Regions from separate parts of the Mus musculus genome. Here region 2 is linked to region 1. A link is a loop called in an ENCODE intact Hi-C map of the cell type or tissue named here. Cell type or tissue: left cerebral cortex. All regions are shown on one strand. Links, peaks and the distances in the headings refer to the core of each region. The heading gives the core; the rest is flanking DNA.

Region 1 (2,904 bases), core at 176-2,675:
TTTTTTTGTTTGTTTGTTTGTTTTGTTTTTAATGTTAATTGTAACATGACAGCTCTAGGCAGGACATATTTTAGTATTTCTTACTAACAATTGCCCAGTGGGTTTTCTAGAAGTCAGTAAAAGAACAAATCACGTGCTCACGTATGTCCTTTTGCGGTATAAATACAACCAGTATGGTGGCCCAATGGCTATCACCATCATGGAAGATGTTGGTAGCTCAGCTCTTTCCTCATTCAGATGCTCGTGAGTGTTGGTGCACACCTGTAATCCCAGGATTTAGGAAGCTGAGGCAGGAGAGTCAGCTGAGACCAGTCTGGGCTAACTAATGAGGCCCTGTTTGAAAATATATAGATAAATACAAATAAAGATTTAGCACCCATGAGCAATTCCGTGAAGCACAAATAATAGCAAAAATGAAGTCTTTCCAGTGGGAAGGGTTAAATCTCAGTATTTACTACCTTGTTTTTAAGGTAGTTATTTTTCTTACATGCAACACAAATACTGGCCCATAGACGTCAAGTTTATTCATTCTGTGTACGAGTAAGTAAACTCTGAATGTCCTGAACAAGACTTGTATACAATGAATATACTTTTGGAGACGGTCTACTGTATAGATGCCTAGGCTAGTGTGCCAGGGAATCCGTTACACTTGCTGAGTGTTGCCCAGTGCACTGTGTCTCCCCAAAGAGAAATGCTTTGATTTTCTTCTCTTGACCCCTTGGATTGTCGTGTCGTCCCATAACCAACACCCAGGGCAATGCTGTGTTTTTGACGACGATGCTGATGGCGCAATGCCAGCATCCCAGCTACTTTCAGCTGACAGTAAATCTAAGTCTGAACTTCTGCACAGCACTGGAGCTAGGAGGATGAGCAGCAGAGTGCAGGGCTGGTCCACGACTTTGGTTAATTCAAGAGTCTCTGAACCCAATGGCCTAGGCCATTGTCCCCTTGAGAACTAATTATGGGAAGCCCCTCCTATAGCTGATGGATGCTGTGGTGTGTCTTGCAGATGTAGATGTCGTGAATCCTGATGAGAAGTCCATCATGACTTACGTGGCGCAGTTCCTGAAGTATTCGAAGGATGCGCCTGGCCCCGGGGATTCCACACAGGTATGTCGTCTTCCTGGCTACCCACTCAGTTTCTTTTGGTTGTACACAATTGGTTAGATTTAAAAAGAAAGAAAGAAAGGAAGGAAGGAAGGAAGGAAGGAAGGAAGAAAGAAAGAAGGGAAGGAAGGAAGAAAGGAAGAAAGAAAGAAAGAAAGAAAGAAACCTGAAATTTAAGTTGCACACACAACTTAAATGTGTAATTCATGACTGGCAATAGTGGTATATGCCTTTAATCCCAGTACTCAGGTGGATCTCTGAGTTCAAGGCGAGCTTGGTCTACAGAACGAGTTCCAGGAAAGCCAGGGCTACACAGGGAAACCCTGTCTTGAGAAAACAAACAGCGGCTGTAGAGATAGCTTAGAGGTAAAGAGCCCTGGCTGCTCTCCCAGAGGTCCCTAGTTCAGTTCCCAGGAACCACATGGTGGCTCCTAAGTATCTATAATGAGATCTGGTGCCCTCTTCTGGCCTGCTGTCATACATGCAGGAAACACTGTATATGTAGCAAATAGGAAAATCTTAAACGAAGGAAAAAAAATACAAACAATTTGTGCAATTCGTTCAAGTATGTAAAACATACATGGAGTCATAGTTTCAATATCCACCATGTTCCATTATGCCTCTTTTCTAGGCTTATTCCAGGAAAGTAATGTTTTAATTTCTCTCACTATAATTTGTTTTGTCGGGTTTGTTTGTTTGTTTGTTTGTTTATGTTCAAGTGATGGCTTTTCAAGCTCCAGTGAGTTATTTAAACAGCTTCTAGATAGGTATTGTATTAGTTCTGGGTTAGGGTGGCAAGTAGCATGGATAACAACTTTAAAAGAGAAACATTAATTTTAGCTCCCAGTTTGAGAGGTTGGGCTGTAGCCAGCTGGCCTTGGTCATCATAATGGACAGAGTTTGACACAGCAAGGGAAGTACAGACGAGAACAAGACTAGAGTTCGGTGGTCCCCTTTTGGGGATATGCTCTGTGACGTAGAGCTTTGCTCTTAGTTTCTTCCCATTGTGTGCTGCTGGTGCCCTCCCTGGTGTTCAAGCCTGTGATGTTATCAATCAAGAGCCAAACGATAGCGGGCAGTGCACGGGATGAGTTATAAATTAAGCTGACTTTTGAATAATTTTAAGATTTATTTATTTTTGATTTGGGGGGACAGGGTCTCTCTGTGTAGCTCTGGGACTCCATTTCTAGACCAGGCTGCCTCGTGAGTGCGGTGATAAAAGGTGTGTGCCACCATGCATGCCTGTTTATTTATTTTATATGGGTATTTTGTCTGCATGGCTGTGTACCACATTCATGCAGTGCCCATGATGGCCAGAAGAGGGCGTTGGATTGCCTAGAACTGGAGGTAAGAGACCACAGTTCATAGTCATGTGGGTGCTGGGAACTAAACCTAGGTGTTCCGGAAAAGCCTGCAGTTCTATTGACCACCGGCCGCCTCTTCAGTCCTTTTGAACAATTTAGAGATAATAAAATTTTGATCTATTTTGACTTGTATTTGTTTTAGTGAAATAAGCTCTTTAAAGTATTCAGTTCAGTCAGTTTTTTAGGCATTTGCACGATCATGCAGCCACTGCCCTCCTCCAGTTTAACATACTTGGCCATGCCTCCAGCTGGCAGATTTTGTCCGCTTTTGCTCACAGCTTGGTCAGTATGGGATTGTCTGAATGGGATTGTGTGCTCCACATACAGGAAGGCTTTGTGCTCTGTTGTTGGCCTTTGCTTGTGGAGATTTCCTGGAATCGCTGCTAAGTGGCTTTTGATTACTCAGTTTACAACCACTGAGCTGAAAAGAAAC
Region 2 (2,904 bases), core at 90-2,589, 74 kb before region 1:
CGGCCTCCCCTTTGTCTCCAGCTGCGGGTAGGCACGGAGGCGGAGGCTCGTGAACCTGCGTTCGGAGTTAGTTCCTCACTCCCGCCACCTGCAAGGGTCTGTAAGGCGGAGGGAAAGTTGCGGTGGCCGCAGGGAGGCGGCTCCGCCCCCAGTGCGCTGCTCCGGGCGGCGGCGAGCGCGGGACTGGGCGGGCCGGGAGGGCGCGGGGCGTGGTCTGTAGCCTCCAGTCCAGAGCGGAGCGCGCTCGGCTGCGCCGCAAGCCTTCGGCCGCACGGAAGAGCGAGCGGGAGAGCGATCGAGGGGCGCCATCGAGGCAGCGAGGCGAGGGGGGCGCGGAGTAGGTCGGGTCGAACTCCGGCCCTCGCCTCCCGGCCGGGCAGACAACGGTGAGCGCAGCCGCGGGGGGCTCCGCGCCCTAAAGCGCCCTGCGAGAGCGGGAGGGCGGGGAAGAGGCGGGCACGAGCCCTGCGGAGTCCCCAGAGCCCAGCGGGGAGCCCGGGGGGCCCACGGGAGTCTCTGGATGCCCGGCTCCCAGCTGGGCCGTGGGAAACTTCACCCGGGAGGGGACAGCGGGGCGCGCGGGGCGCTGTAAACTTAGCGGCGGGCGGGGCACCCTGGGGATCGCGGCGAGCGCCAGCGATTGGCGTTGGTGTCCCGGGCTTCTTTGTGTCACCTCCGGGCCCGGCCCGCGGGTGCACCCAGCTCGGCCCCGGGACTCCCCACTGTCCCCCTATCCCGGTCCAGGCGGGCGCGCTCGGCTGATTGTTTGCATTCCTCGCGTCACGCCTGGGCGGGAAAGATTTCGAACCGGGTGTTAGAACACTGAAGCCGCGGCGCAGAGATTGCAAAACCACGGGCGGCGGGAGGCTAGCCCCGGGGACCGGAGAACCTGCAGCCGGGGCGCACACTGTGGACAGGACGCGGGACCCTTGCGTTGGAAGAGAAGAGGCGGGCGCGGCGGCCCTGAGTCTCGGCGGGCGGAGAGGGGGCGCTGGGACCGCGGGGATTATAATTCCATTTTGATCGCTTGCGGTCTTTGTTGTCTGTACAATTGCCTTTAGGGTCTGACGGTAGCACCTGGTCCTCCTTACGGTCTCTCTCTTGAGGTCTGAAAAGATGCCCAGTGTGGGAGGGGGCCCGTGGATTGCATCCAGGGCTGCTGGCCACAGGAGCCGCTGCCTGAGATGGAGGTGGAGAAGTCCAGTGTAACACTTGCCTTTGTGGACGCGCCTTATTTCCGAAAGTTGTTTTCCCCTCCCCTAGTGGAAGGGAGCGTCGGGACGGAGTGGCAGCAGGCGCGGTTGTGCACAGGCACCATGTAGTAGCTCGAGGCAAACCGGGGAGGCTCTCAGTAACCGTGGGACTTAACAAATGTTTGAAAAGTTTTATTTGAAGCAACTCCACCTGCTTCCCTAAAAGTTTCCATCCCCCAAAGCTCTTGCTGGAGGTAATTCTGTGGCTGAGCTCGAATGTTCGGGTGGGGGCACAGTTAAGCAGACCTGGCCTCCTCGCAGCTCCCGTTCCAGTAAACGCCATCATGGGAGAAGGAGCATTCGGTTTTTATGGCCTAGGATTTTTGACGTGTTTACACGCTTCAACGCATGACTGGGGCTCCAGTTTTCTTTCTGGAAAATTCTCAAGACTTCCAAAGGCTTTCCCTGCGGTGGCTACTGTGTGGCCTCTGTCCTGCCTGTCAGCTGCCTCCTCCTCTGCAACACCCCCCCCCCCACACACACACACTCGGGGTGGTGGGAACAGGTGTAATACACATAAAGTTTTATTAGTGAAGACGCTGGCGAAGATAAAAATGAGTAAACCTTGGAAGGGTTTTGGTCTTTGCCTACCTAGTTGAGTTAAAAAGCTTCTTCCATTTGGTTTTGTTTGGATACAGGGTCTCTGGTAATCAAGGATAGCCTTGAATTTGTTACATAATTGAACCTGGCTTTGAGCTCCTTATTCCAGCCCAGGTGCTGGAATTACAACTTTCAGCCACCAGTTCATGATTTAACAGCTTCTATTTGAATGTTTAAAAATCCCAAATTAAACCACTTTGGATCAACTTATCTGATACAGTAAGAGTCTCTCTCTTTAAAAAAAAAGAGTAAGTTTACCCACTTAGAAATGTTATTAGCGTTTCAATGGACTCGGGCTAATGGTGTTGCTGGATACTGCCTGTGTTTACAGGGCTGAGTCACAGGGGGTTGAGTCTTGTGTGCCCTCAGTAGCACCAGTGAAAGTTTACTGGAGGATTCAAAGCAGAATAGGTCCCATTCTAGCAACTGCCAGGGACGAAAAGCTACTTATCATTTATTGGCTGTGACTCATCATGTGTCTAAGTAGCGATTTCCAGTAATTTCACAAACATTCATATCTGCCAATAGGCTCTTGCAATGTGCCAACCACTGGGCTGGACACTGGGAGACCCAAATAATACAAGTGGTCATTCGTGAGGTGCTTATTGTGAATGTACGTATAGCCTGTGGTTATCTTGCTCATCCGTAAGTATTTATTGAGTATGCAGGTTGCATTGTGCTAGAGGTGAGGGCATTGGGGAGACTATAGAGTGCTAGGTGTGGGGACTCTAGAGTGGACAAGGCAGCTGGGGTCACTTCCTTTATATACTGGAGAAAGTAGGTGGAAAATAAAATACATTATCAAACTAACAGCTCGCTTTGTACTTTATTTGCTTATCTACTAAGGATTAAACTCGTGACTTCATTTACGTTCTCCCAGTGAGATATACCCCAGCCCCTTTCTATTTCATTTTGAGACCAGGATTTGTCAAGTGGCCGCAGGCTGGCTTTGAACTTGTTTGGGATCTCCCAGTGTGCTCCACTGTGTCCAGTTTAATCATGGTGTTTGAAGCGTAAAGTACATAACCTCATACTCCTGTTCTGAACCCTC

Evidence for each region. Hi-C counts contacts between places; a loop is a spot of excess contacts. Peaks named below come from ENCODE experiments on the same cell type or tissue, not always from the same donor. Only the 100,000 strongest peaks of a DNase experiment are listed, where the experiment ranks them.
Region 2: it touches region 1 in a loop (2.1-fold over the local background); 8 of 42 quality-filtered maps call a loop at or near these places.

What each region holds. Positions count from the first base shown.
Region 1 is chr12:75,892,074-75,894,977 of GRCm38, forward strand. It overlaps Syne2 (spectrin repeat containing, nuclear envelope 2), which reads left to right. Exons shown (of 116, transcript NM_001005510.2): 9 at 1,010-1,110. Among named protein-coding and RNA genes, the nearest start is that of Mir5101, 16 kb to the right of the region's middle. In left cerebral cortex, for the core only: CTCF peaks have their summits at 1,571 (motif pointing left) and 2,420 (motif pointing right); no DNase peak of the experiment used is centred there.
Region 2 is chr12:75,818,093-75,820,996 of GRCm38, forward strand. Gm40447 reads right to left here and starts at 1,536. Exons shown (of 7, transcript XM_011244246.1): 1 at 1,405-1,536; 2 at 1-1,259. The coding sequence starts at 1,536. Syne2 (spectrin repeat containing, nuclear envelope 2) reads left to right here and starts at 226. Exons shown (of 116, transcript NM_001005510.2): 1 at 226-386. In left cerebral cortex, for the core only: CTCF peaks have their summits at 134 and 1,286; DNase peaks (open chromatin) are centred at 210, 432, 718 and 1,206; H3K4me3 peaks cover 1,548 bases; H3K27ac peaks cover 516 bases.